Regions from separate parts of the Homo sapiens genome. Here region 1 is linked to region 2. The links are chromatin loops, found by intact Hi-C in ENCODE. Cell type or tissue: PC-3. All regions are shown on one strand. Each heading gives the region's core, and the rest is flanking DNA. Links, peaks and the distances in the headings are about the cores only.

Region 1 (15,739 bases), core at 4,372-12,371, 51 kb after region 2:
AATACATACTAGCTGCCAGAAACTGTTACAAGCAATTTTTCAAAATTATATATGTGAAGGCCTAATTATTTTGGAAGCAGCTAATTCCCCATCTTCTTTTGTACTTGAAATTCTTGGAGTGACTTTGGTTTCCTAAACTGATTCAAGGTTCTTTAGTGTGACTATTATAGTACTAGGTTCACCTTCTGTCATTATACCTTATGTTTGTATGTGTAAAAACAGACATCGATTTTTTAGATAGTGTGTTAAAATCTCCCATTATGATTGTAAATTTGTCAAATTCTATTAGGTTTGTTTTATATATTTTAACGCTTTTATTGGATGTAAAGAAATGCATGATTCTTATTTCTTGGTAGACTGTTTCTTTCTGTGAGATAAAATAACCTTTGTGCATATTTCTGCTTAAATGTTATTTGGCCTGATAACATTATTTTATCATTTATATTATACTATATTGTTACACCAACTTTCCTTATACTAGTAATTGAGAATTTTGTTTGTTGAGAAAGAAATACATTCACATGGTTCAAAATTTAAAAGGGCATTCAGTGATGTTTTCTTCCCACACCTCACCCCCAGCTACTCAGTTTTCTTCCCTGCTGGCGTCTGAAATACCTTTTTCCATTCCTTTATTTTTAATTACTACGTCACATTTTTTAGAAATGTTTCTTTCTTTTTTATTTATTTTTATTTATTTTAGAGATGAAGTCTCACTCTGTCACCCATGCTAGAGTGCAGGCAGGCTAGAATGCACCCAGGCTGGAGTGCAGTGGTGCAATCATAGTTCACTGCAGCTTTTATCCCCAGGGCTCAACTCCTGCATAGTTTACAGTGGCCTTTAACTCCTGGGCTCCCACCTTAACCTCCCAAATAGCTAAGACTACAGGTGTGTGCCACCATGCCTGGGTAATTTATTTCTATTTTAATTTTTAGAGACAGGGTCTCACTACATTGCCCAGGCTGGTCTCAAACTCCTGGGCTCAAGCAATCCTCCCTCCTCAGCATCCTGAGTAGCTGAGATTATAGCCAAGGAGTGTCCCTCATAAATAGTATTTTTAAAATCCAGTCAGAGTCTCTGCTTTTAATAGAGGAATTTAATAGCAATATACTAATAGTGATCACAGACATACCTGGATATAGATTGGCCATCTTGTTTTTTTCTATTTACTGTTCTTTTTTATCACATTTTTCTTTCTCTCTTGCATTCTACCAGACTGATAAAATTTTCTTTATTCCATTTTTCTTCTTCTAATGATTAAGAAGTTATATATTCTATTTCTAGTCTTCTAGTCATATCACTTACATTTTAAACCTTTTATTTTGTATTTTTATTAGTCCGTTCTCACACTGCTATAAAGAACTACCCAAGACTGGGTGATTTATAAAGGAAAGAGGCTTAATTGACTCACAGTTCCACAGGAGGGAGGCCTCAGGAAACTTACAATTATGCAGAAGGGGAAGCAAACATGTCCTTCTTCACATGGCAGCAGCAAGGAGAAGTGCCCTGCAAAAGTGGGGAAAGCCCCTTATAAAACCATCAGATCTCGTGAGAACTCACTATTGCGAAAACAGCATGAGGGTAACCATCCCCATGATTAAATTACCTCCCACTGGGTCCCTCTCATGACACATGGGGATTATGGGAACTATAATTCAAGATGAATGTTGGCGGGGGACACAGCCAAACCATATCAGTATTTTTCCAGCAAAGTCTAAAGCTAACCAGTATTTCTGAACAAAACAATGATCTTAACATTCTTTAGCTTTCTTCTGAAATACCTACTTGTTTTTGGCCTAGAATGTAATTATCAGCTTGCCTTTAAATACACACACAAAAACTGTTGTTGTTGTTATTATAATTATTATTTTATTTAAAGTTTGTCAACATGTTTTACCAATTTCTCTTTTTCACCTTTTCTTGTGGCATCATGCTCTTTCCTTTTGGATTCATTTTTCTTCTAGCCAAAGCAGTTTTTAGTTGTCCTTTCAGTGAAGGTCTGTTGGTAGTAAGTTCTTTTGGTCCTTGTGTGTGTTAAAATATCTCTATTATGCACACTCTACTGACAGTTTAGCTGGGTATGAAATTCAAAGTTCAAATTATTTTCCCTCAGTATTCTGAAGTTGTTATTTCATTGTTTTTTTGGCAATGATTTGTGCTAAAAATAAGCATACTGTTATTCTGATTGTCATTCCTTTGTAGATAATCTGTCTTTACCTCCTGGTAGCTTTTAAGAGGATTCTCTTTATTTCCAATATTTTGTCATTTCACTGCAATCTTCTAAATGTACTTTCTTTTCTTTTTTTTTTTTTATATTTGTGCAGTCTGTCTCAGCATTTAGTGGTTTCAACCTGACAATTTGTGCCCTTTTTAAATGCTGAAAAATTCTTAGCTATTCTATCTTCAAATATTGCTGTCTTCACTCTATTATTTCCTTCTAGGAAACCCTCATTTGTGTAGGCTAAAATATCTCAGTCTATCCTCCATGACATCAACTGATTACCTTTTTGTTCCATACTCTAAGAGTTGTCTTCAGTTCCATCTTCCAATTTACAAATTCTCTCTTCAAATATGTCCAGCCTAGAAGTTTTAAATTTCAATGACTATCTTTTTCACATCTACCTGTTCTTGTTTCACTGCCTCCTGATCTTACTTCACTGATACCAGTTCATCTGTTATATCTTTAAGCATTTTAAGCATACTTTTTATTTTAATGTCTTTTAGATGGGCCTACTGTTTATATTTCTTGATATAAATTCTCCTGTTTGTTGGATTTGTAGATTTTCCTTGATAGGGCTGAACCTCCTCAAACACTTTGTAATTTATGTTTGAGAGCTTATCTTGGGAGTTTTTTCCTTGTGCCCTTTCTTATTAAGTGATTTCTGTGGTGCTGTGTTCCATCCTAAGCAGGTACAGGGATCTGAGCTGGGCCCCACATTAGGGCTCAGAGGTGTTGCCCCATTCAGATAGCATGATTCCAGATCATGCACTACCTTATAGTGAGGTCTCATATGTACAGATGTTTCCCTTCCTCCATGGCCAAGACAAGCATCTTATTTCTGGTTATAACCCTATAGTAACTGTATTATTGCTCCCAAATAATCACTGCCCCTTCCTATAGGAGGACTGTATTTTCCCATCCCAATAAGGTCAGGCTAGGTTATATGACTAGCTTTAAGAGTCTCATGCTTCCATGATTTTTTCCTCTGACCCAGAATGGCAACATACCAGATAAGGGCATATCCTTCATCCTGGATTCTAAAATGAAGAGGATGTGGCACAGAGTTGTGGCCAACCTGTAAAAGACATGTAACATGAACAAGAAATAGACTTTTGTAGTTGTAAGGCATTAAGACTTGGAAGTTGTTAGCTACTACTGCATAACTTAGTCCAAAGTCTGACATAAACTTTAAGCCATCTATATAAAAATACGGTTTAGGCACTCCAGCCTGGGTGACAGAGTAGACTCTGTCTCAAAACAAAACAAAACAAAACAAAACAAAAAACCCTACTTGGCCATAAAAAATTTGCAGCAACATGGATAAACCTGAAAGACATTATGTTAAGTGAAATAAGCCAGGCATGGAAAGGCAAATATTGCATGATCTTACTCATATGTGGAATCTATAACACTATCCTCATAGAAGTAGAGAGTAGAGGCCGGGCGCAGTGGCTCATGGCTGTAATCTGAGTACTTTGGGAGGCCGATGTGGGTGGATCGTTTGAGGTCAGGAGTTCGAGGCTAGGCTGGCCAACATGGTGAAACTCCATCTCCACTAAAAGTACAAAAATTAGCTGGGTGTGGTGGCGTGCATCTGTAATCCCAGCTGATTGGGATCAGCTGGGATTGGGAGGCTGAGGCACGAGAGTCACTAGAACCTGGGAGGTGAAGGTTGCAGTGAGCTGAGATCATGCCACTGCCCTCCAGCCTGGAGACAAAGGAAGGCAGGAGGAATAGTGAGAGGTTAATAAATGAGTACAAAGCTACAGATAGGAGAAATATGTTCTGGTGTTCTACTGCATAGCAAGATGACTAGAGTTAACAATAATATATTGTATATTTCAAAATAACTAGAAACTAGGTACAGTGGTGCATGCCTGTAGTTCCAGCTACTTGGGAGGCTGGGCAGGAAGATTGCTTGTGCCCAGAAGTTCAAGGTCAGCCTGAGCAACACAACAAGATGCGGTCTAAAACAAACAAAACACAACCTAAAGATCATGAAAAACACAATGGCAAAGACAAAATAACCAGATTTTGAATGTGCACATCACAGAGAAATAATAGACATTTAGGCTGGGCACGGTGGCTCACGCCTGTAATCCCAGCACTTTGGGAGGCCGAGGCAGGTGGATCGCTTGAGGCCAGGAGTTCAAAACCAGCCTGGTCACCATCTCTACTAAAAATACAAAAAAATTAGCTGGGTGCATTGGCTCATGCCTGTAATCCCAGCTACTCAGGAGGCCAAAGTGGGAGAATTGCTTGAACCCAGTAGGCAGACGTTGCAGCGAGCCGAGATTGCGCCACTGCACTCCAGCCTGGGTGACAGAGTGAGTCCCCTGTCTCAAAAAAAAAAAAAAGAAAAAAGAAATGATAGATGTTTAAGGTGACAGATATGTTAACTGCTCTGATTTGATCACTATACAATGCATACATGAATCAAAACATCATGTCATACCCCACAAATATATTAATTATATAAAAACATAAATTCGTCCTGGCACGGTGGCTCATGCCTGTAATCCCAGCACTTTGGGAGGCTGAGGTGGGTGGATCACTTGTGGTCAAGAGTTGGAGACCAGCCTGGCCAACATGGTGAAACCCTACTAAAAATACAAAAATTAACCAGGTGTGATGGTGGGTGCCTGTAATCCCAGCTGCCTGGGAGGCTGAGGCAAGAGAATCGCTTGAACCTGGGCAGTGGAGGTTGCAGTGAGCTGAGGTTGCACCACTGCTCTCCGGCCTGGGCAACAGAGCAAGACTCCATCTCAAAAAATAAAAAAATAATTTTTTTTGCATTTAAAAAATATTTGCATTTTTATCATAGTATTTATCATTTGTAGGTGTGTGGTGGGAGGAAGATTTGGAGACAGGGTCTCATTCTGTCACCTGGGTTGGAGTGCAGCTGCACAATTATGGCTTACTGGGGCCTTGACCTCCCAGGCTCAAGTGATCCTCCTGCCTCAGCCTCCCAAGTTGCTGGCACCACAGGCACGCACTAACACACTTGGCTAATTTTTGTATTTTTTCTAGAGACAGGGGTTTCACTATGTTGCCCAGGCTGGTCTTGAAATCCTGGGCTCAAGTGATCTGCCGATCTCAGCCTCCTAAAGTGCTGGGACTACAGGCGTGAGCCACCATTTGTGTTTACAGAATAGTATAGAAAATTACGTGCTCATTGTTTTTCTTATTTTGTGTAGTAAACTATACTGACACAAAGTCAGGCGTGGTGGCTCACACCTGTAATCCTAGCACTTTGGGAGGCCAAGGCAGGCAGATCATGAGGTCAGGAGTTTGAGACCAGCCTGGCCAGCATGGTGAAACCCTGTCTCTGCTAAAAAATTCAAAAATTAACCGGGCTTGGTGGCGTGCGCCTGTAGTCCCAGCTACTTGGGAGGCTGAGGCAGGAGAATTGCTTGAATCCAGGAGGTGCGGGTTGCAGTGAGCTGAGATCGCGCCACTGCACTCCAGCCTGGGTGACAGAGTGAGACTCCATCTCAAAAAATAAAAATAAAAAATAAAAATAAATAAATAAATAAATAAAATATATATATACTGACACAAAATCACCATTTTAACTGTTTTTAAGTGAACAATTAAGTGGCATTAAGTATATTCACAATGTTGTTTAACCATCACCACTATCTATTTCCATAACTCTTTAATTATTCCAAACAGAAACTCTATAGCCATCATACAATAATAACTCCTCATAAGTGGAATCATACAATGTTTGTCCTTTTACATGTCTTATTTCACATATTACTATGTTTTCAAGGTTCACCCATGTTGTAGCATGTAGAATTTCATTCCATTTTAAGGTTAATATTCCATTGCATATATAGACCACATTTTGTTTATCCATTCATCTGTTTATGGACAGCTGGGTTGTTTTCCACATTTCAGCTACTGTCACTGTGCTTTCTTGATCTAGAAGTACCCAAAAACATACTATTAGAGAAAAAATACCGCAAATAAACCACAACCAGTGGATGCCTGTTGAGTTCAATCTGGAATGAGGAAAACTTTTACTCTTCATTTTGTATATTTCTTTATTATTTAAATTTGTTGCAACAATTTCTATGTAATTTTTAAAACTAGTAAAGAGTTTTTAAAATAAATGCTTCTTTTTGATCAGAAGAGAGATGCTCAAGAGAGATAATGAATCATTGCAAATGTGTGGGTTTAGGGTTTTTTGTGGTTAAAAACATGTATCATAAATTTTACCATCTTAACTATTTTGAAGTATGCACACAAATGTGATTTTTAAAATTATTAGGAAAAACCTAGGGAGGCTCCACTGGTAGCCAGCCAGCCATAGAATCACCATAAATGAAGAGTAGTTATTAAAAATTAAAATCACACCACAGGAAGCTGTATATGACCAAATGAGAATCTTGCACATAATATTCACTTTTTTCTTCCTTTAATTACCTTAGTCTTCTGTATCAGATTTTATGGCTCATAGTGATTAATGATTATTAGTAATAACAGTCCTTTTTGAACAAAGCTGAAGCTTATCCCAGCACTGCATTCTCTGAGTCTAAATATGATTAAGAATGTACTCAAATTCAGCCTCATTTCAGTAGTAAAATGCTACCCTTGTGTAACTGCTCTTGGTTTTTAACTGAAAAATGCTACTGTGCGTTTTAGCTGTTCAGACCGTGTAATGTTCCTGACAGGCCTGTGGAAATTCGCATGTGCTGCTATTTCCCAGGTGGTCACAATAAAGCTCAGATGGTATCTCTTTTTTTTTTTTTTTTTTTTTTTTTTTTTTTTTTGAGATAGAGTCTCACTCTGTGGCACCCAGGCTGGAGTGCAGTGGTGCAATCTTGGCTCACTGCAACCTCTGCCTCCTGGGTTCAAGCGATTCTCCTGCCTCAGCCTCCCAAGTAGCTGGGATTACAGGCACCTGCCACCATGCCCGGCCAATTTTTTGTATTTTTAGTTAAAGAGATGGGGTTTCGCCATGTTGGTCAGGCTGGTCTCGAACTCCTGACCCCAGGTGATCTCCCCGCCTCGGCCTCCCAAAGTGCTGGGATTACAGGCGTATCCCACCTGTAATCCACCACGCCCAGCCCTCAGATGGTATTTCTTAATATCCTTGCAAAAGGCTGGACTTAAGGAAGTGGAAACTGAATCAAAGGTTTGCTAAACCAGAACTGGAAAGCCCAACCTTAGCACTCAGCTACTCAATACAGCTTGAACTTTCAGCCTTCTGATTAAAAGTAAGATCATCTACTTATTTCATGTTCTGGCTCTGTAGACATAACTTCAACAGAATAAAATAACTATCCAAAACTAACAAACAGCAGCAATGAGGAGACAACAGGTCATGTGCATCAGGGTTAAATCGCAGAACTGATTTCAAGGCCAGCACTACTAGCAAGAGAGCAGAGACTGCCGGTCAGTCTGTAACCAGAGATTTCCACACTACTATCTGCATAATCTACATAAAATGAGGACCCAGCTGGGCACGGTGGCTCATGCCTGTAATCCCAGCACTTTGGGAGGCTGAGGCGGGCAGATCACCTGAGGTCAGGAGCTCGAGGCCAGCCTGGCCAACATGGTGAAAACCCTATCTCTACTAAAAATACAAAAATTAGCCGGGCATGGTGGCGGGCCCCTATAATCCCAACTACTCAGGAGGCTGAGGCAGGAGAATCGCTTGAACCCGGGAAGCAGAGGTTGCAATGAGCTGAGATCACACCATTGAACTCCAGTCTGGGTGACGAGTGAAAAGAGCGAAACTCCGTCTCAAAAAATAAAAAATAAAAATAAAATAAAAGAGGACTCAGTGTTAGAACATCTATGTTTGAATTGCAGCTGTGCTACAAAGAGCTAGTGTGCTTTTGGACAAGTTACTTAACTACCCTGAGACAGTTTCTTCATCTGTAAGAGGGGGTTAATAATAACTACCTTACAGAATTAATGCAAAGACTATGCAGTATCACATGAGTGGAAGTGCACTAGAAAGGCTAGTCATCATTGCCCTTCCTCAACCTCCTTGGCACTTGATTCAGATTCCAACAGGGGGCCGGGTGAGATGGCTCATGTCTGTAATCCCAGCACTTTGGGAGGCCGAGGCAGGTGGATCACCTGAAGTCAGGAGTTTCAGACCAGCCTGACCAACACGATGAAACCCCATCTCTACTAAAAATACATAATTAGCCGGACGTGGTGGCACATGCCTGTAATCCCAGCTACTCGGGAGGCTGAGGCAGGGAGAATCACTTGAACTCAGGAGGCGGAGGTTGCAGTGAGCCGAGATCATGCCATTGCACTCCAGACTGGGTAACAAGAGCAAAACTCTGTCTCAAAAGAAAAAAAAAGAAAAAAGAAACCAACAGGGCCAGCACTCTCAGTGACAAATCATTCTGACCTCTCCAACAACCTATCAGTTTAGACATATTGACCATTTAAAAAAATTGAATTGACCAATTTCTTCAATCTAAGTTCCAGGTTGTATCCTTAGCCCAGACCACCCATTGCTCAACTGTATGTTGTTAGAAACAAAAAGGGCAGCTTTATGAGTAAGAATGACTCACCATAAAACGCTACCACACAAAAATGACTCAATGAGAGTAGAACACAAATCATGAAACAATAGTATAAACTGATCTCATTTTTGAGATGTTTTATCTTGATATACAGACATATTCACAGGGAAAAAGCACAAAAGGAAATATGCCAAAATGTTAAAAATGATTACTTGAATTTATGTGTTCATTCGACATTTACTGAGCAACAATTATGTGCTGGCCTCTGTGCTAAGTGTTGGGGATACAGTAATTAATCACACATATAAGGCTGCTGTTCTGGTAAAGCATTTATAATTCAGAAGTGACAATAATAAAGAAAGATCAACAGGATGAGAGAAGATGAACCTAATCTATTATAGGGTTCAGTCAACAAGTCCCCAAGAAAGGAACGTTTAAACTAAGACCTAAAGGATAATCAGGAGTGAGTCAAACAGCAGAGCAGGATCGTGGAAATAGCATGACAGATTACTTTTATTTTCTTCTTTTTTATTATCTATAATTTATTTATTTTTTCTTAATGAACAAGAGTTCTTATTGTTCTGTTGGTAATATCTTCCTACTCTAAGGCCTAATATGTTTTTCTGATCATATCAAAATTTTCAGTCAATTTCTCAGTGTTTATTTGGGGCCAGCTGTGGGCCCCATACCCTCCTAGTCACTAGGAGTTGCAAATGGAGAACAGAGCAAAATACCTCAGAATCTTAGAATTGGGGAAAAAACCCAGAGAAAACATCAACAAATTATCTTAGTCAAGAAACAGACCCAGAGAGATGAAGCATTTTATCCAGGACCACAGCAGAAGAGCAGTCAGCCCCACACAGTGGACAAATGCTTTAACAAGTTTGTTTTCTGTTTCCTCTTTAAACTACCAATCCAATATGCGTTTTTTTAATCTGGTTGGTTAGTAACTAAAAGTGATTGTAACATATAGTCATTGGTAACCAAGATGTTATTACAAGAGACACAGTGAGAAGCCATTGTTAATCTGTTGCATTAAGAAAATAATGTAATGAAGTAAAAGCCAGAGTTTATGAGGGTGTGGTAAAACCAGAAAACAATTTAATGAGGTAAAAGCCAATGTTTATGAGGGTGTGGTAAAACCGACAGTATCAAACATTACCAATTGCTACGGTTTGAATTTGTCCCCCAAAGTTTATGTGTTGGAAAGTTAATCCTCAGTGTAACAGTGTTGAGAGGTGGGACCTTTAAGGGGTGATTAGGACATGAGGGATCTGCCCTCATGCATGGATTAATGCTGTTATCTTGAGAGTAGTTTTCTAATAAAAGGATGAGCTTGGCTTCTCTTCCCTCTCTCTCTCTTGCCCATGCCTTCTGCCATGTTATGATACAGCTAGAAGGCCCTCACCAGAGGGCCTTCAATCTTGGACTTCCCAGCTTCCAGAGTGGTGAGGCAAATAAGCTTCTATTGTTCACAGATTACCCTGTCCGTGGTATTCTGTTATAGCAAGAAAGAATGAACTAAGACACTGACAATACTCCTAATCAGTACATCCCAACTTAAAATCAGTGTGGTAATGTATTTCAAAAGCCATAAAAATGATAGGACTCTTTGGTCCATTTCTTTAGACTCTGTTATCTAAAGAAATAGATAACTTCTGGTATACCTAAAGGCAGACAATTAGAAGTAATGGCTATGAGGACTCCATAGTAGGAGGGAAGAGCTCAGGGTTTAATATGGATGATGTTTATATTTCCACCATATTTATAGCCATAGTTATGAAGAAGCCTGTAACCTGCATCTGCACCCTAAGCCACCAGAATGGCTTTCTGCAAAGCCCCCATAAGCGCCTAGTTGCTGAAACCAGTGAACATCTGACTGTGAGGAGCCATTTAACACCCCACCTCCTTGTTGGGCCCTTCAACCCCCTTTCCTCCTCTTATCCAGTTTGGTGGTCTCCAGGGACCAAGCCTAGGTTACTTCCTCCACTCCCTCAACACTCTTACAGAGGGACTTTTCACATCTTTTTCCAAACTAGCTTCCACTTCCATCTTACAAGCCAAGGATTCCAAAATCCTGACCATTTGGACCACTCTAGACAGAACCTCTCCCCAGTGCACAGAGCCAACAGTCGGCTTGATATTTCCATTTGGATACTTCCCAGGCTCCTCCAATCATTAAATCTACAATGGAACTCTTTCCCACCAAAAGCTGCTCTCTTTCTATCTCTCTCTCATTATTGCTACGGAAACCACTCCCATTGCTTCCTCTTACTTGAATGATGACCACAGTAATTCCCTAATGGGTCCCACTGTCCCCAGTCTCTCTCCACCCTTGACACAGTTGACAGAGTAATCCTCCTTAAGCACAAACCCTGTTTTTCCTGACTTAGGTCCTTCAGTGGCTCTCTGCCTGCAGGGTGAAGCCCACCTTCTTGGCTGGCACATGAGATTTTTCCTAATCTGACCTCTGCCCACCCAACAGCACTCCTCACACACTCTCTTCTCTCTGCACTTACCCAACCAAGTGCAACTGCCAAAACATGCCACTTTCTCTTGCTTTGGTACATGCTGAACCCTATAAGTGTCACAGATCGTCAAGGGTCTGTCTCCCTGAACTGAATTTAAGAATCACTCTTCTAGGAAGCCTTCCTTGACTCCTGAACTGTCTTCTGCGATCTCACAGCATCTATTTCATAATCTTTACCCTACCTGTAAACGTCTTCAATGTTTTATTACTGGTCACTTTCCCCCAAGAGCTCTTTATGAATGGGGAGTGTACCTTCCACATATGTGGCTAGAGCCTCGCACAGTCGGAAATGAGGTGAAAGGAAAAAAAAAAAAAAAGCAGATGATGACAGTAACTTATTACAATGACAGGGAAGTATGTGCTTATTTTTTCCTCCCCATTTTCCACATTGTCTAGTATGTGGATTATACTATTTTGATACATTTTAAAAATCAATTCATTTTGAAGATATGTCCAATCTCTCCAAGCTAGCTCCTGTAAAATAACTTACTGCCCAAGTAAAGTCAACTTCAAGATCCTCTTTCCCCAGAGCCTTTAGGCTCAAGACCCCCACCTCCAGCTTTGCAAATCCAGGATTCTACTTTCCACAAATCCTTCAGGATTCTACTTTCTGCAAAGTAAAACGGCTTATTTCAACATTTTCAGCAGACAGAAGGACCACCCACACACCAAAAAATTCCTTGGCCTTGAAAAGGTTACATTGCTCTTGTAGCTGAGTGCCAAAACTCATTTTTGTCCAAACATTCGTCAGAACCTCACTGTATTCACAGCCTGAACACAAAAAAATGAGGTGCTCTGACAACCTTGCCACAGATTTACAGGGGACAGAGATGATGGGACTTCTGACTGGTATATCCATCACCTTGTCAGCTTAAGACATCAATGAAAGATGGGGGTTCGGGATAGACTATGAAAATTCCCCCTCCGTCCCTTTAAAAAAAAAAAAAAAACCCAAAACATTAATTATCTTCTCAGGTATCCAAAAGTTCAACCATGCACACTGGCTCTTAATTCTTTTAAATTTGTGAAAATAATCCAAACACATAATGTTCAGTCTGACATTTGCTATTATTTTTCCCCAAGAGAAAACAAAAACCTGATTAGTTCCAAAAATAAAATATAAAGAAGAACTCAAATGAGAAGCAAACCCTGTGGCTTAGAAACCATTGCTCTGATTAATAGCACATAAGTGTTACCTGACGAATGGGTTCCTGTCTTAAATGCAATTATCACAAATTTCTTGTGATTCCCCACTGTTTTTATGGTTTATGCCCAGCTCTCAAAGCAACAACTTTAATAGCAATAAATCAAAGGAAACCTCTTCTCGGGACATGGGCCGACTGCTTCACATCTCAGTCAGCAGAGACGCCAGAGGGAAATGCAGGACCCCGGCTCCACAGCTATCCAGGAAGGTATCTACTTCTCCGCCCTCAGAAGTCCTTGCATCCACCCCTGAAAGGGTGATTTTCACAGTTAAGTCCATCGACAGGGCCTGCTGCGACAATCAGGACAAGGGCCTCTGTCCTCAGGAAACCCCCTCCTGGCGCTGCGGGCCTGCTTCCTGGGGATGCAACCGCCATGCTGTTGGCGGGGCCACACAAGGTGCTTCCGGCAGGGTGGAAGCACCACCGGGTCAAGGGGTCTGGGGGCAGCTGCTCCACCGGTGGGCCACTGTCAACGCAAGAATATCAAATCAGCCAGCCCGGCCAGCATGGCAAAAACCCGACTCTACTAAAAAAAAAAAAAAAATTAGCGGGGCGTGGTGGCGCGCCTGTAGTCCAAGCTATTGGAGAGGCTGAGGCACGAGAATCGCTTGAACCCGGGAGACAGAGGCTGCAGTGAACTAAGGTCCCGCCACTGCACTCCAGCCTGGGCGACAGAGCAAGACTCCGTCTCAAAAAAAAAAAAAAAAAAAATCAAATCAGGAATTATTTCCTCCAGGAAGTGGGGATGCGGGGTGTAGAGTGTGGGCAGAAGAGAAATAGAGGGATGATGGGGAGTGGGAGGAGGATCATGTGGTCTTTTTACTAGGAGAACTGAAAGCGGCTGGCAGGCATCTTTGAAACAGAGAACATACTATAAACAAACAGCAGCATTTAGAAGGTATAATTTCCAAGATTTTTGATTCAACTCAACATGTACTACGTGCCTATAGGTACCCATCATCATGACCTGGAAACTTGCCTCGTGTTGATTAATGATATTCTTACCACGGAGAAGAAGAGTAATTAAAAGGGAGAAAAACAGAATATGAAAGCGGGTCAAAGATCAAATGACTGATTCAAGGCTACCTGACCAACAGAGACATTGTCACAGCCAGGAGACACCTTTGTGCTTCATTCACCAGTAGTTTATTGCAAAGTGAAGTTTTGGTTCAGAACAAAAGGGAAGTAAGTCCACTAAGAATGAACTACTGTACACAAATTGCTGAAGTTGACGCAATAGATAGTAGCATGTATTTAGTATCAGCTGTAGGTGGTTCTCAAAGTCAAAATTCATTAACTATTCAAATGTTCAAGCTGTAGAGACTTTTTTCAGATGTGCATACAACATACTTATAACAAAGTTAATTTTTATAAAATATTATTTCCTTAAGAACTGAAGATGCTAAAAAGCTCCAACCATAAATTAATCAAATATTTGATGCCCATTTAAAGATACTATTAAAGATCTGACAAATACTAAATAACACACCTGAATGAGGAAAGTTATGACCCAAATGACTGCATACTTTAATAATCCCATATTAAAATAGAAAATGTCACACAAATTGAGCTGATTTGAAATATTTTTATTAGAAAATAAAAGCTATGTCCATTTAAACCATCATTCCTAAAACGCCTACCAAACAACATAATTATTACCTTAAATCCCAAATGATAATACAATCTTTTCTATCCACATTATCTTCCCCATTGGTTGATACAGTACATCTGATCCTTCCATGACATATACAATGGCCATTAAGGATGACAGTTAACAGTAGTTATGTATATACAGTGAAAATAGTACAACTGACCACACACACAATTGAATACTCTCATTGAGGATAGGGTCAATAAAAATAATGGTTAAAACCAATACATAATTTTATCTGTTCAATCACTTGCTGTCTTTAGCAGTAAAAGTCAAACAACACACACATATTATTTTTTTCCATAAAGTCTTCACATGTTGAAAATACTTTTTAATCCAGGTGCAGATAATTAACAATGAAAAGACATTTCATCTTCTTTCTTACATCCAGGGACTTTATCAGACTTAAATTCACTAGGTGCATGGAAAGAACAGTAACTGAAAAGGCAATTTGACCATAAACTGTTTGCAAGACAGAAGTGTTCTATTTTAAGGCAAGTATCTTTATCACACACATACATAGCAATTTATCCACTGATGAATTTTATCAAATGACAGTATCAACCAAGAAAGTGAGGTATAACTTTACTCAATGTAAGTACAAATGTCAGAAAATGTAAAGACATTCTCAATGTACTTAATATATTTTACCCATAACTAGAGAACTCTTCTCAAAGTTCTTATATGCTCAGAAATACCCGAGATTCTCAATTCTAGAAAAAATAACTAGAAATTAAATACTCTAATATCTTTGCATAAGGCTCTCCATATATAAGGCTACCTTTGATATAAGGCTACTTCGATGTATTTTCTGAAAATAGCAAAAATGTGCACCAAAATTCAAGGTATTCTGAAACTAAAGAAAGAGGTCTTGGTCTTGCGAGGGATAGTGAGGTGGTTAGTTTATTGATCAAACTTAAGCTAAAAATCAAATTTAAAATGCACAAAATAAAAATGTTTCCTGACAGGGAGTGGTGGCTCATGCCTGTAATCCCAGCACTTTGGGAGGCTGAGGCAGGTGGATTTGCTTGAGCCCAGGAGTTTGAGACCACCCTGGGCAACATGGCAAAACCCCATCTCTATTAAAAAATGCAAAAATTAGCTGGGTGTCATGGCATGTGCCTGTAGTCCCAGCTACTTGGGAGGCTGAGGTGGGAGCATCACTTGAGCCCAGGAGGTTGAGGCTGCAGTGAGCCATTATCTCGCCACTGGACTCAAGCCTGGCATCAGAGTGAGACCCTGTCTCAAAAAAAAAAAAAAATTATTTCAACATAAAACTGAACTATCATTGTATAAAAATGGTTGAATGCATAAGATATTTTTTAGTGCAAAACAGACATACATTTATCTTTACATAAATAATTTAAATAGAATATAATCCATAACTTGGTATTCATAATATATTTTAAAAATCTACATTCTGTTACCTTTACAAAAGTAAATCTGTTCTTTACTTTCAAGTTAAAAACGGCCTAAAAGTTTATCTTTGGAGATTTCAAGTCAATGGCTTTCTAAAATGAAGGATAATACAAATCTAAGTCATAGGTCATTTGGTACATTAACATGTAAGCCATCAGTTTGGGGCCCTAAAAGCAAAAAATAATTAACTACTACAAAAAGTGGAAAATAATGTACTC
Region 2 (14,733 bases), core at 1-8,000:
ACAAATTAGAATTTTAAAAATGCTTTCATGTACTTACACCCCCAAATTACCAGGTAATTTAGAATGTTCTTTAATCACCTCCTGCGTAGATGTGAGGGGCCTCTTAAGTGACAGTGTCCAAGTGTTAGGCCACAGGAAGGGTGACTAAAGGGCCATTCTGCCCATTACAGTTAACACTATAGTGGTTCTTCTTCCTAGCGCTGTTGGAGAAAAGAATGAATGAATGAACAAATGAATAAGAACAAACATATCACCTCCACACATTGCTGGGAGAAATGAGCAACCACTCTGGGTAGTTACTTACATTAGTGCCCAGACAGCCATGGAAATTAGTGATCAAGTGGAAAAGATTAAGAACCATACACCTGGGTCTTAAGGAGGCTAATGTCAATGGATCATTTTCTTTTGAGGTAGTAGAACTTTTTGTCTATAGAAAAGCTACCTGAATCTATTCAGTAACAAAACAAGGGGCGGGCTGGGTGTGGTGGCTCACACCTGTAATCCCAGCACTTTCGGAGGCCAAGACCAGCGGATCACTTGAGTCCAGCAGTACGAGACCAGCCTGGGCAACATGGTGAAACCCCATCTCTAAAATACAAAAATTAGTCGGGCGTGATTGCACACCTGTAGTCCCAGCTACTTGGGAGGCTAAGGTGGGAGGATCACCTGAGCCCAGGAGGTTGAGGCTGCAGTGACCCAAGATCGTGCCATTGCACTGCAGCCTGGGTGACAGAATGAGACCCTGTCTCAAAAAAACAAAAACATAGGGTGCTCTGCTAGCCATTGAAGGTCAGGATGTCCAGATTCCAACCCTGCACTAGATTTATGACCTTTGGCTAGTTCCTTAACATCTCTTAGTCACAAGATAAAATTTTCAGTTTAACAGGGTGATTGCAAAGATTAAATAAGATGGTATGTACTGAAAAAGCTTAAAGAAAATATGTAAATACCTGGAAGTCTATATAGGAAATACATTTTGTAAAAGTAGTAAAACTGGATCTGCAGTCACTGATATTGCCCAAAAATTAATTTAGCATGATGTAAAGCATTAGAGTTTTGAGTCTAGTCTATGTTTGTATAAAGTTAGCTGGTTATAAGAAAAATTATAATCTACAAATCTCTCCATTTCCCCAGCCCCCTTCCCTTTCTCTCTCTCTTGTTCTTCCCTCTTCAGCCTCCCTTCCCCAGAAGTAGTAACTATTAGTTAAGGCTGTGGGACAGTCAGACTAGAGCTGTCAGGTGGATCCTGGTATGAAAACAGCCATCAAAGATAAGGAATCTGTATAAAGCTTGAAGACCAAAGAGAGGAGTTGGGTATCCCACTAAAATACCAGCCAACCTTTTAGCATTGGCATTAAATTTAAAAATCAGATCACTTCCAAGTGCCAAATACATAATTTTACTTGCTTCCCCTTTCTCCTCAGATTCTCAGATGGTGGAGATTTGGCATTTCTTTAAGTTTCTGCTCCATAGAAACTGAAAGTCATGGCCCTAAGATCTGCCTTCTGAAGAGGGTGACAAGTACATAGGCTGTACCTGACTAACCTGGGTCTGGATCCCAGATCTTCCTACTGACAAGCTCAGTTACCTTGAATAAGTTACTTCCCCACTCTGAGTCTCAGAGGTGAAATGATGTTCTAAATCAGAGGATTAGCCACGTATTACCAGGTAGCAAAGGTACCAGCGTGTGTCCACTAGTGCCTAGGCAAGGCCTGCCAAGTGATTCCAAAATGGCTAACTTGGGGAGGAGAGCTGGGGTCTTCTCCCGAGAAATGGACAGGTCTGTAGTCTAGGAAACAAAACCTATAAAGAAAAAAAAAGCTAGGAGGAAGTTATCAATCAGTGAAAAGTATCTAATGGAAGGCAAATCTCCTCCTTAAAAGAAAGGGAACTGGAGAGGGTATGACATTCCCAAAAGCACAACTGAGAAACTTGGAAAGCCCAAGTCAAGGGGCACTGGCCCTGGCCCTGGAACTTCCAGCGACACGCCTGCCGTTAGCATGGCTGTGCCCTCCACTGACCACCGATTGGCACTCTGAGCCAGGGGAGAAATTTGCTGAAAAGCAATTCCAAACAACCCAGGGGTTTCCAGCAAAAGACTTATGCTGAAGCTCAGCTTTCTGACAGCAGGGAGAGCCCAATGCAGACAGGATTGCTGGCGTTTCATTGTATGATCCTCACATCTCTTCCACCCCCAAACTGCAAGGCTACCGTGTCCTCTTCCCTGGCACCACTCCTATACCCTAACAGCCCACAGATGCATATTGGAGAATAACCACATCTATTTTAATTTAAACCATGGCAAAGGTAAAAATCAAATCAAGGTGTTTGTGTTTTCTCCCCCTGGGAAGAAGCAAGCACTCTGTAACACACATAGCCTTGTTTCGGCACAGATGTCAGGAATGCAGAGCCTGTAAATCTGCCCAGGCAGTTCTGTTCTTGAATCATTAAGAACAACCGAGTGGGTGGAACAAGAACATGAAATTGCTGTGTGCACTCATGTTTTGTTTATGGAGCAATCATTTCTAGATGTGTTTTCTTTTTTTTATGAAGAATCTTTTCTATGTTTGCCTTTTAACACCCCACCTTCCTTCCTGTCCCCAGCTCTCCCACACCCACTAAAAAGAAATATTGAGAGCATTACAAAAATCTCTGTGAATTTAAAGAATGGGTTACATTAAATGTCTCTCTAAAGCAATTCCATTTATTTAGTCAAAATAAATGATTTAGTAATATGAATAACACAGGTAACAGTTGAATATCAACAGTGTGTTTGTTTAAAAAGCTCATAACAACTGTTCCCTAATCATAAAAATCACTTTCCTTTTTCCACCATTGTGCAATGAGGACCTTGTTAACCCAGTGAATTGAAAGTTCTTGTGATGCTAATTATCAGCAGTATTTAATTAGTGGCTTATGTATCTGCCACAAGATTCTTCACTTCACTGAGCCTCAGTTTATCTATAAAATGGGAATGATATCTACTTTGTGAGGATTGAGTTTATTCATATGAATGCCTAGGACACAGTAAGCACTCATTAAACTGCAGCAGTTACTGTTATTACTAGTAGTTGCAGCAACTGAGCAGACTGGATGGAGTAGGATTTTGCCAAATCTTATCAATCCTCTTCTCCAGTAGACCCCAACCTTGGCACATAGCAAGCACCCAGTAAATGGTAGCTCTTAGACTTACCAAGTCAATAACAACTCCAGTTAGTGCCCCAGGCTTCTCACATCCCCAGCAGTTTCCGTCCATCTCCCGACCTCCCTGGCTGCTTTCCCCACCGCTCCCAGAAGGGAAGTGTGTGGTAGCTCTGCTGCTGTGTTTACCATTCTGGGCGGGTCTCACTTTATTGTGTTTTCTCCCACTGTTTTTGGCTTCCCTGCATTGTCCTGCCTGGCACACGCCCCAGCCATGTTCTCTGTGGCCTATCACCGTGATGTCCTCCTGTTTTGGGCATCTGCTTGCTGCTACAGGCAGAACATGGTGGCATCAGGTGGCTTTAAAAGAGGGAGAGATTGCATTAAATTTTTTCTCAGGAAAATGAGCTTGGTTTAAAAAAAAAAAAAAAAGTGTTCCATGGAACAGATCTAATAACTTAGCTCCCTAATAATTTTTCCTCTGCTTGCTTTAATTGCAAAGGATTCTTCCACAAACAGTGGAGTATTATTGCTTTTCAGTAGGCTAATGAGACTGCCTGTACACAGTGTTTTTCAGGCTTTACCCCCAACACGAAAAGGCACCAAGGAAACTTCCCCAGCAAGGACAGGGCTGGTCCTAGAGAAGACCTAGGAGACTCAGTGGGTGCCATGGGCCTTCAAATCATGCTTTCCCCAGGAGGGTCTTACAAGTCTCCACAAGAGGCACTTTGCCTTTTGTTCTGAAAGCCTGCCCAGCCAGCACTTAGTGTCCAGGACAAGGTCTTAACCACAGCAATCCAAACCAGGTTACCAGGCCTACTTTCTTCAGGCTCTGGGACTGCCAGGGGCTGTCCATCTCCAGCTAAGCACACTCTAGGAGCTGATCAAATTAGAGAGCTGGGGGAGGGGTGGTATAGACTCTTCTAAGAGAGCTGTAATGCTGTCAATCAACTAGCACTTAATTTCCGGTGGGTTGTAAAAGTGCCATGTATCCTGCAAGCTTCAGGGTGAGTAGCCCGGTAGGATTCTAAGTTAAATGATGCGAGAAGAATAACTCTTGGTGAGGATTTTGCACCTCAGAATTAAAAACAAAGCAAAAAAGACCAAACCTATATTGATTGCAAATATTGTGGGAAGGAATTTCTTTCCAATCTATTTCCATTAAATTCCCTTGATGACATCACATGTCACCTGAGTTGACAGCCACTGGAGGCCTGCAACTGTTCAGCACCCATCATGGGCACAAATGGAACTTTGCTACCATGCCCTTATGGGGCTGGGCCTCTGCAGGCTGCTCAGTTTTGACACTGTCGTGCCCGTAAGGGGATGGTCCCCAGGGAAAATGGATAGAGTCAGCTGAAAAGGTAATGGGGTGGATGGAACTGGGGCAGTTAGGAGGGGACAGCAGCAGTGGCCCTGGAACAGTGAGGCAGTTGGTGGAAGGAGGCCGGAGGCTGGTCTGCTGCCATCAGACATTTATACCATCTCCTGGCCTTGCAGAACTCTGATTCAGAAAATCATGGGGTGGCCGGGTACGGTGGCTCACGCCTGTAATCCCAGCACTTTGGGAGGCTGAGGCGGGTGGATCATGAGGTCAGGAGATAGAAACCATCCTGGCTAACACGGTGAAACCCCGTCTCTACTAAAAGTACAAAAAATTAGCTGGGTGTGGTGGCGGGCACCTGTAGTCCCAGCTACTCAGCAGGCTGAGGCAGGAGAATCATTTGAACCCAGGAGGCAGAGGTTGAAGTGAGCCGAGATCGCGCCACTGCGCTCCAGTCTGGGCAACAGAGCGAGACGCCATCTCAAAAAAAAAGAAAAAGAAAAAAAAGAAAATCATGGGGAACTTTTCATTTCTAAGAAAGGCCATGAAATAAAGAAACAACATCATGTAACCCTGTAGAAGGAGCATTGGTGTTAAATTCCTTACAGGATGCAAAAATGCTGTTCAATAAGTTTTACCAAAAATGCACAGTTAAATTCAACAATAAAAGTAGATGAGCAGTGCTGTCCAATAGAATGTTCTCTGATGATGGTCATGTTCTGTGCCTGTGCTGGCCGGTATGGTGGCCACCATCCACATGTGGCTACTGAGCCTTTGGAATGTGTCTAGTGCAACTGAAGAACTGAATTTTTAATTTAATTTTAACATAGCCACATACAGCTAGTGGCTATATTGGATAACACAGGTGTAAGGAGATTAAGGTGTGAAGGAGAAAGCCAGTGTAAGAGCAGCCTTCCTATTTGTCCAAGTCCCGAAAGAAGGAGATCCAGGCTGGGTGCAGTGACTCACGCCTGTAATCCCAGCACTTTGGGAGGCTGAGGCAGGAGGATTTCTTGAGCCCAGGAGTTTAAGACCAGCCTGGGCAACATAGCGAGACCGCGTCTCTGCAAAAACCTTAAAAAATTAGTCAAGTGTGGTGGCACGTACCTGTAGTCTCAGCTACTTGGGAGGCTGAAGTGAGAGGATTACTTGAGCCTGGGAGGCAGAAGTTGCAGTGAGCCAAGATTACACCACTGCACTCCAGCCTGGGGAACACAAGACCCTGTCTCAAAAAAAAAAAAAAATAAAATAAGGCCAAAAACAAAAAAAAAGAAGAAGAAGGAACTCCACCTTATTTGCTAATGAGTTCAGACTACAGGAGTAAAATAATTTCAATTTGTTTTGAAAAGTGCTTTATTTCCTGTCTAAATGTTGAACCATAATAGCTTCTCTTTTTTATAATTTCAGTGGGGAAAATACCATTATATGCTTCTGGAGATTAGAAGTACCATCCTCAGCATGTGCCCACCATTAATAGCTTCATCTTTTAGCCACATAGGGTTTTTGCCTCTGTAGGCTTCTAACATATTACGGTTTTTATAGCCAGAGGCATAGGCAAGTTCTTCTATTGCTAATGACAGGTCCGTTTCTCACCCTAATTTAGGCAACCACTCTATCCAACAGTTCACTGCATTTCAACATTTCTGATTTGTGACGTGGCGACTTATTCCTCTGAGAAATGTTTCGCATGCTGCTGCTTGTTCAGCAACCAGTTCATATTCGCAGATCTGAGCGCCATCCCTGGGCCTGGGTGAATCCCCTGAAGATAAAGTGGCCTCTGTCCTGAGACGGTGGGCACCAGGGAAGGAGCAGTACACAAGTCTTTCTGGCTGCCCACTCACAGCCCAATCTCCCAGCAAGCCCCGCGGAGCAGGCCCTGAAGCCCTGGTCTCACCCCTTGCAAGGGGCAAAGGTCAAGCCAAGGGGTCACAGGTAAGGGGAAGCAAAGTGTTTTTAAGCAGGGCACAGGTGGGCAGCAGCAGACCAAGCTCTGGGAAGAAGGGGAGGAAGAGGGAGATGAGACTTTTCAGGTTAAGAACAAACAAGGGAAAGATTCAGTAAGCAGGCAGCTGGGAGCCACATGTCTGGGCCAAACAACAAGCTTTTAAAAATCCATAAAGGGCAAGCACTGCATAACAGCGCTCTCTGATGTCAGAGTTCTGCCCTGGCCTTGTGAAAAGCACCAAGGACTCACCCTGCAGCAGCCAGTCCCTAAATAGTGGGGTGGGGGCTGGTATATCCCAGGCAGCTGGAGGGTGCACAGAGCAGATGCACCAGACCAGGCTCTGCAGGCCTGGACAGGCAGCTCAGCCAGGCCTGCTTCATTGATATAGGCTCCTAATGAGCAGGATAAACACCATTTGGGGCCATTTGCTGTGAAATGGGCTGGGGTGTATGAGAAATTAGCCTTGTATGGGCATAAAACACACATATCAGCAGAAAATAATGTGCTGGAAAAGTTTAAATTGAAGACATGCCATTCTGAGTGTGCAGAGGCGTTAATGCTTATGTAATTAATCATTTCATATGTGAAGATTGGGATTTTTTTTCCCTTTTAATTAATTAGCCAGTAGACTCATTATAGTACATTTTTCATGTCAAAAAGGCAGTGGGTTCTAAGAAAAGGGAGGGGGGCTGTAGGGGAGAAGTGACAGTGTGTTATAGTGTGATGTGGAAAGTGCAGGGAACCACCATCCCTGCTCGGAAGAATCCCTGTGGAGGGTGCAGAAATCCAGAACTCAGCAAAATGCTTTTGACTTATTCAAGTCCCATGAATGCAAGACTGCTGGTGCTCACATTTCCCAGAACCTGCATTTAGCTCCTTTCCAAGAGCTGCTGCCTACTCAGCTAATCTGTCTGTCTTTTACTAGAAAGAGGATGCAGCAAGAGGGCTAAAGGTTAGACTCTGAAGCCAACCAGCCAGATTCCATCCCTGACTGCACCTTATCAGCTCGAGACTTTGAACAAGGAACTTAACCTTTTTAGGCCTCAGTTGCCTTCTGTGTACAATGCAGATGACAGTACCTACCTCAGGGTTATTGAGAAAATAAAATAATATATTAATAAATTGCTTACCTGACACATATTGAAGACTCAAAAATGATAGACTTTATTACTAGAAGAGCTGCACTTCTTTGTGGAACAGAACACCACCCTTGACTTTTTTTTTTTCTGGGTTTTTTGGTTTTTTTTTTTTTGAGGCAGTCTTGCTCTGTTGCCCAGGCTGGAGTGCTGTGGCATGATCTCTGCTCACCACAACCTCCACCTCCCAGGTTCAAGTGATTCTCATGCCTCAGCCTCCTGAGTAGCTAGGATTACAGGCGTGTGCCACCACGCCCAGCTAATTTTTGTATTTTTTGGATTACAGGTGTGAGCCACCACGCTTGGCTTATCTACCCTTGACTTCTCCAAAAAGACAAAGCTTTGTGTGTGTGTGTGTGTGTGTGTGTGTGTGTGTGTGTATGAAAATACATATAACCATTTTAGCCATTTTTAAGTACACAGGTCAGTGGCCTTAAGAATATTATCGTACAACCATCACCACTATCCATTTCCAGAACTTTTTTATCTTCCCCAACTGAAACTCTGTACTCATAAACACCAATTCTTTATTTCCCCCTCCTCCCAGCCCCTGGCAACCACCATTTTACTTTCTGTATCTATGAATTTAATACTTAGGATTTGTTGTTGTTGTTGAGACGGAGTCTCACTCTGTTGCCCAGGCTGGAGTGCAGTGGTGCAATCTCGGCTCACTGCAACCTCCACCTCCCTGGTTCAAGCAATTCCCCTGCCTGCCTCAGCCTCCCGAGCAGCAAGGACTACAGGCATCCACCACCAGGCCGGGCTAATTTTTGTATTTTCTGTAGAGACAGGGATTCACCATGTTGCCCAGGCTGGTACTGAACTCCTGGGTTCAGGTGATCCTCCCACCTTGGCCTCTCAAAGTGTTGGGACTATAGGCACGAGCCACTGCACCTGGCATGCTTACCTTTTAAATGTTTGTCTCCTCCTCTGGAGGGTTAGCTCATGAAAGGAGGGACTGTGTCTCTCTTGCCTGGTACAGAGCAGGAGCTCAGTAAATATTTGTGAAGCAAATGGATGAATTGCATCTCTGCATTTCCACTTGAAGGGCTTAGTTCTTCCTCCACATGTTTTCTCTCAGACATAGGTCCAGACTCCACCTCTGACTTCTCTCTCTTCTCTACCTTTATCCTGTCTGTTTCCTACTTTTTTCACAGAAGTGTCTCTCCTAACCTTCTTCTTTTCCCTGGCTGGCCCTTAGCCCTGGGCTACTCCACCTGTGCCCAAGACTGTAGTCCCTTCCCCTCCAATTTACCCCCAAACCTTTTTCATCAAGTCCTCTTTCCCCACATTTTCCCCCATTAAGAATCTGCTCCCCACTGGGCGTGGTTTGTCATGCCTATAATCCCAACACTTTGGGAGGCCAACGTGGGAGGATCCCTTGAACCCCAGAGTTTGAGTCCAGCCTGGGCAGCACAGTGAGACCCTGTCTCTACAAAAATTTTTTTTTAATTAGCCAGGCATGATGACACATGCCGGTGGTCCCAGCTACTCAGGAGGCTGAGGTGGAAAGATTGCTTGAGCCCTGGAGGTCGAGGCTGCAGTGAGCTATGATTGAGCCACTGCACTCCAGCCTGGGAGACAGAGTGAGACCCTATGTCAAGAAAAACAAAAAATAAATAAAAGAATCTGCTGCCCGATGCCTATCAAGTCTGAATTTTTTTTTTGGTCTAATTTTCTAAGTCCTAAAAAAATGTAGATTTACAGGGTTTTTTAAATATTAACTCTTGACACTCAAATTTATTGAGGGTCCGGAGGAATCTATACTCACTTTATATAGTTCTGGTATTCATTCTGGAATTTAAAACCTTAAAAATGTGTAAATCTGGCCGGGTGCGGTGGCTCACCAAAGTGTAATCCCAGCACTTTGGGAGGCCGAGGTGGGCGGATCACGAGGTCAAGAGATTGAAACCATCCTGGCCAACATGGTGAAACCCCGTCTCTACTAAAAATACAACAACAATTAGCTGGGCGTGGTGGCACATGCCTGTAGTCCCAGCTACTCAGGAGGCTGAGACAGGAAAATCGCTTGAACCCAGGAGGCAGCGGTTGCAGTGAGCCGAGATCGCCCCACTGCACTCCAGCCTGGCAACAGAGCAAAACTCCATCTCAAAAAAAAAAAAAAAAGTATAAACCTTTTCACCCAGAAATTCCATGACTTTGTGCAAAGAAGTAATCATAATTATATCCAAAGATGTATCTTCAAGGATATGCATTGTGGTAAAAATTTAAAAAGGTACAAATAAACTATCTGATCAAAAATAGGCAATTGATAAATAAATTATGATACATTTGCAAAATGAGTACTTTGAACCCATTACAAAGTTATGCTGTAGTAGAATTCTTGCTATTGGAAAACTTTATTAACACACTGATACATTTTTATCTAAAGAGGAGTATTAGTTAAGATACAGTTTCAAATGCTAAATCAAAAGTCAAAATGATAGTAGTTTAAACAAGATAGAAGTTAATGGACTGTAGGGCTGATGAGGGTCCACAGGGTCAGGGACCCAGGCTCCTCCCCTCCTGTCCCTCTGTCATCTGCCTCATGATCTCCAATGGCTGCTACAGCTCCTGTCATCACAGCCGTCAGGGGAGGAGAGAAGTGGGCATAGGGGGCAAGCCCCCATCCTTTAAGGGCATGAGCCAGAATTCCTACACATCCCTTCTGCTCACATCCATTAGCCAGAAATTAATCACACAGCCATGCCTCGCTGCAAGGGAGATGAGAAAATGGATGCTATGCCCAGTGAGAGTAAAGATCTTTGATTACAAAAGGACTCAGGTTGAGTGGCCTGGAGAATAACAAGCAGCCTCTCCCACAGCAGACAGCAAACGGCGCATGTACAGTATGACATATGCCAAAAATTTTCAGCAGTGATCATCTCTAAATGGTGATTTTTCTGTTTGGTTTTTGCTTTTCTGTACAAATACTCTAATGAACATGTACTACCTTTGAAGTCAAGGCAAAAAACGTTACCATATTTCCTCTCTAATTATTCCAGTCTCCCTGAACTTCTGCTTCATTTCCTGCCACGCCAGGGTCTTTGCAGTGCTGGCACAGCCCTGGCTCATTTGGCCTCAGAGTCTTTTAATCATGCTGTCCCTAGGGCCCCGAGTGCTGCCTGACCCCCTCCCCCAGCATCCCCATTCAGTTCTCCTCCTTCAAGATCAGTTCAAGATCCATCCACCTGCACTCCTGCTTCTCCAGGAGAAGTTCCCCAACTGTCACAGGCTCTGGGCAGTCTTGTCTCAAAAGTAACCACATCAGCCAGGTGCAGTGGCTCACGCCTGTAATCCCAGCTTTGGGAGGCCGAGGCGAGCAGATGACCTGAGGTCGGGAGTTTGAGACCAGCCTGACCAACATGCAGAAACTCTGTCTCTACTAAAAATACAAAATTAGCCAGGCATGGTGGCGTATGCCTGTAATCCCAGCTACTCAGGAGGCTGAGGCAGGAGAATCACTTGAACCCAGGAAGCAGAGCTTGTGGTGAGCCGAGATCGCGCCATTGCACTCCAGCCTGGGCAACAAGGGCAAAATTCCGTCTCAAAAAAAAAAAAAAAAATTAACCACATCACATCCACATACGCAGTTTCGTACCTTTGTTAAGCCCTCTGCAGTCCACTTCCACCCCCTACCACGGTGCCTTATGTAAGCCCCAAGACTGGAAGTGCCTGGAAGGCAGGTGGCTACATTACACTGCTGTGATCTTCCCACTGGCTCCCCAGCTGACCCTGAACAGAGAGGCGGGGCCACAGACTGTTATTTCTGGCTTGCCTTTGTCAAAGACGATGCAATGGAACAGTAGAAGGGTTTCAGTTCAACTACTTATGGGTTACATCTCTTGGTCTGTGTTCCTTGAACCTATTAACCTATAAAGTTAAACATAGTTACAAATGTTACCGAGGTTGCTTTTAAAAAATATCTTTTTTTTTTACAACAGCAACACAGTATAGGAATATTGAAAAATACAGAAAAATACAAAAATAAAAGCAAAACACCTATCCTTCCACCCCCTTATCCTCCCTTCTCATGTAAAGTAAAACATGTAAAGTAAAATAGGAATAGGAGAGATCCTCCCACTATCCCAGAGCTAAACTCTGTGAGTAAATGATTTGGCACAAACATGGAGAGATTTGTTTCTATAGTTATACTAAATGTAATATCTTTCCATATTCATATCTGTAGCATCCATATAGTATCTATGTCTATATAGATATGGACATATTAAGTACTATTTTTTCCAAAATAAAATGTTGTTATGCTGTTCTACAATTTTCCATTTTCTCAATGATATTTGTATGTCATCAAGGTCTTGCTCTCTTTACACACACACACACACACTCTAATGCACATGTGCATGAGCACACTCGCCTTATCAATATATCCCATTTGTATGTGACATAATTTATTTTAAACAGGTTCCTACTTATCAACAATTGTTTTCCACTCCATCACTATAACCAGTGTTATAATAAATACCTTTGGGCCAGGCATGGTGGCTCATGCCTGTAATCGCAGTGCTTTGGGAGGCTAAGGCAGGGGGATCGCTTGAGACCAGGAGTTTGAGATCAGCCTGGGCAACATAGTGAGACTTCATCTCTACAGATTTGTTTTAAGTTAGCTGGGCATGGTGAGCACCTGTAATCCTAGCTACTGAGGAGGCTGAGACAGGAGAACTGCTTGAGCTCAGGAGTTCAAGGATGCAGTGAGCTATGATAGCACCACTGAACTCCAGCCTGGACAACCAACTGAGACACTATCTCTAAAAAAATGTGTGTGTGTGTGTGTGTGTGTATACATATGCCTTTGCACATATGCCTTTACATTCTCATACTAGAAGTGAGATTGCTGGGTTGGTAAAGATATGCATTTAAATTTTGAATTTTATTAGATACTGTCAAGTTATCCTCCAAAAAGGCTACAGCCATTTTCCCAGCCCCCCTTAGGCTATGTGGGCAGGCTGTAGGCTGCAGTGAGGAGTCCCAGTCCCCAGTACCATCCCCGTGTCTATGCCATCAGCTTAGCCTAAGCCTTATTTCCCAGTCAGTAATGAGGAGGCCAGAACCTACAGCAAAAGTTGCTGTGAGTAGGACATAGAAGGATCCACATCTCAAAGATGTTACCACAGTGCCCAGGATGTAGTACTCACCTCACAAAGTCAGCTGCCATTATTATCTTTTAAATTTTAGCTAATCTGATAAGCAAAAAAGTCATATTTTATTGTTGTTTTAATTTGCATTTCTGGAATCACTAAAATGATTATGGCAACTTCTCCTGAGAGTGTTGCTGGCTTCCCCACGATGTATTATGTATTTGGCCAATACGCCAATCTCATTACAGTGCTCTGCAGAGCCTCATCATACAGGCCTGTGCCCCAGACTGACCCAGAATAGACCCCTATTAGCCACAGCTGCACCCCCAGGGGGCCTGCCTCACTGTCCAGATCCCCTCTCCTTCACCTTCAAGGCCACACTGTGACTGGACTTTAAAGGGCAGGGATGCGGCCAGGCGCAGTGGCTCACGCCTGTAATCCCAGCACTCTGGGAGGCCAAGGCGGGCGGATCACGAAGTCAAGAGATCGAGACCATCCTGACCAACATGGTGAAACCCCATCTCCACTAAAAATACGAAAATTAGCTGGGTGTGGTGGTGTGCACCTGTAGTCCCAGCTACTCAGGAGGCTGAGGCAGGAGAATCACTTGAACCCGGGAGGCAGAGGTTGCAGTGAGCTGAGATCGCACCACTGCACTCCAACCTGATGACTGAGTGAAACTCCATCTCAAAAAAAAGAGAAAAAAGGGGCAGGGATACCTCAGGTAGTAGAGATCAGAGAGGCTTAGTTTTCCAAGACACTGGGAACCTGAGGGAGGGTCTCAGGAGGCCTAGAGACTCACGCCTACCCTTGATGGGACCACTGCTCAAGTCACCTATGGTAGAGTTGCCAGGCTTAGCAAACAGTAATACAGGATACTCTGTTAAATTTGAAGTTCAGAGTCAGGCATAGTGACACACCCTGTAGTCCCAGCTACTTGGGAGGCTGAGGTGGGGGGATTGCTTGAACTGGGGCAACATAGTGAGACCTCCTCCCCACTCATCTCTAAAAAAATAAGAAATTGAAATCAGTTAAACAAGGATAGCAATATTAGATGGGATATACTTATACTAAAGAAATTATTTTAAAACTATTCATTATCTGAATTCAAATTTAAGTGGGTGTGCTGTATTTTATCTGGTAGCCCTAGTTACCAGCTACTTTAGGTTTTTTATTAATCTGCTGTATTAGTTCTCTATTGCTGCTGTAACAGATTACCCAAATATAGCGACTTGAAACAGTACAGACTTACTCTCTTACAGTTCTGGAGGCCAGAAGTCCCAAATCAGTCGCACTGAACTAAAGTCAACATGAAGCCATGGCTAGTTCTTTCTGGAGGCTCCAAGGGAGAATCTGTTTCCTTGTCTTTTCCAGATTTTAGAGGATGCCTTTATTCCTTGGCTTATGGCTCCTTCTTCGATCTTCAAAACTAGCAGTGTTGCATCTTCAGATCTCTCTCTATCCCTCTCTGACTCTGACATTTCTGCCTCCCTCTCATGAGGGCCCCTGTGATTACACTGAGCCCACCCAGATAATCCAGGAGACTGTCCCCATCTCATGATCCTTAATTGCACCTGCAAAGTCCCTTTTTATTTTTATTTTATTTTATTTTATTTTATTTTTTTGAGATGTAGTCTCGCTTTGTCACCCAGGCTGGAGTGCAGTGGCACGATCTCGGCTCACTGCAACCTCCACCTCCTGGGTTCAAGCCATTCTCCTGCCTCAGCCTTCCGAGTAGCTGGGATTACAAGTGCGCACCACCACGCCTGGCTAATTTTTGTATTTTAGTAGAGATGGGATTTCACCATGTTGGCCAGGCTGGTCTCAAACTTCTGACTTCAAGTTACCCGCCCACCTCTGCTTCCCAAAGTGCTGGAATTACAGGCGTGAGCCACCACGCCCAGTCCGAAGTCCCTTTTACCATGTAAAGTCTATTCACAGGTTCTGAAGATTAGGACACAGACATTTTTAGGGGACCATTATTCAGCCTACTACACCTGCCTGGTAACCTTCACACATTATATTGCTTCTACTGCAAAAAACATTCTGAGTTCTAAACTCCAAAACCAACTTTCTTCCTCTATCTGCATA

Evidence for each region. Peaks named below come from ENCODE experiments on the same cell type or tissue, not always from the same donor. Only the 100,000 strongest peaks of a DNase experiment are listed, where the experiment ranks them.
Region 1: a loop joins it to region 2, with 2.6 times the contacts of the local background. A loop is called at or near these places in 3 of 110 quality-filtered maps.

What each region holds. Positions count from the first base shown.
Region 1 is chr2:42,412,257-42,427,995 of GRCh38, forward strand. It overlaps a transcript of KCNG3 not described here. Among named protein-coding and RNA genes, the nearest start is that of COX7A2L, 59 kb to the left of the region's middle. In PC-3, for the core only: no CTCF peak of the experiment used is centred there; a DNase peak (open chromatin) is centred at 8,765; H3K27ac peaks cover 2,218 bases.
Region 2 is chr2:42,365,675-42,380,407 of GRCh38, forward strand. It overlaps a transcript of COX7A2L not described here. Among named protein-coding and RNA genes, the nearest start is that of COX7A2L, 12 kb to the left of the region's middle. RefSeq lists an enhancer at 4,257-4,758. In PC-3, for the core only: no CTCF peak of the experiment used is centred there; a DNase peak (open chromatin) is centred at 3,317.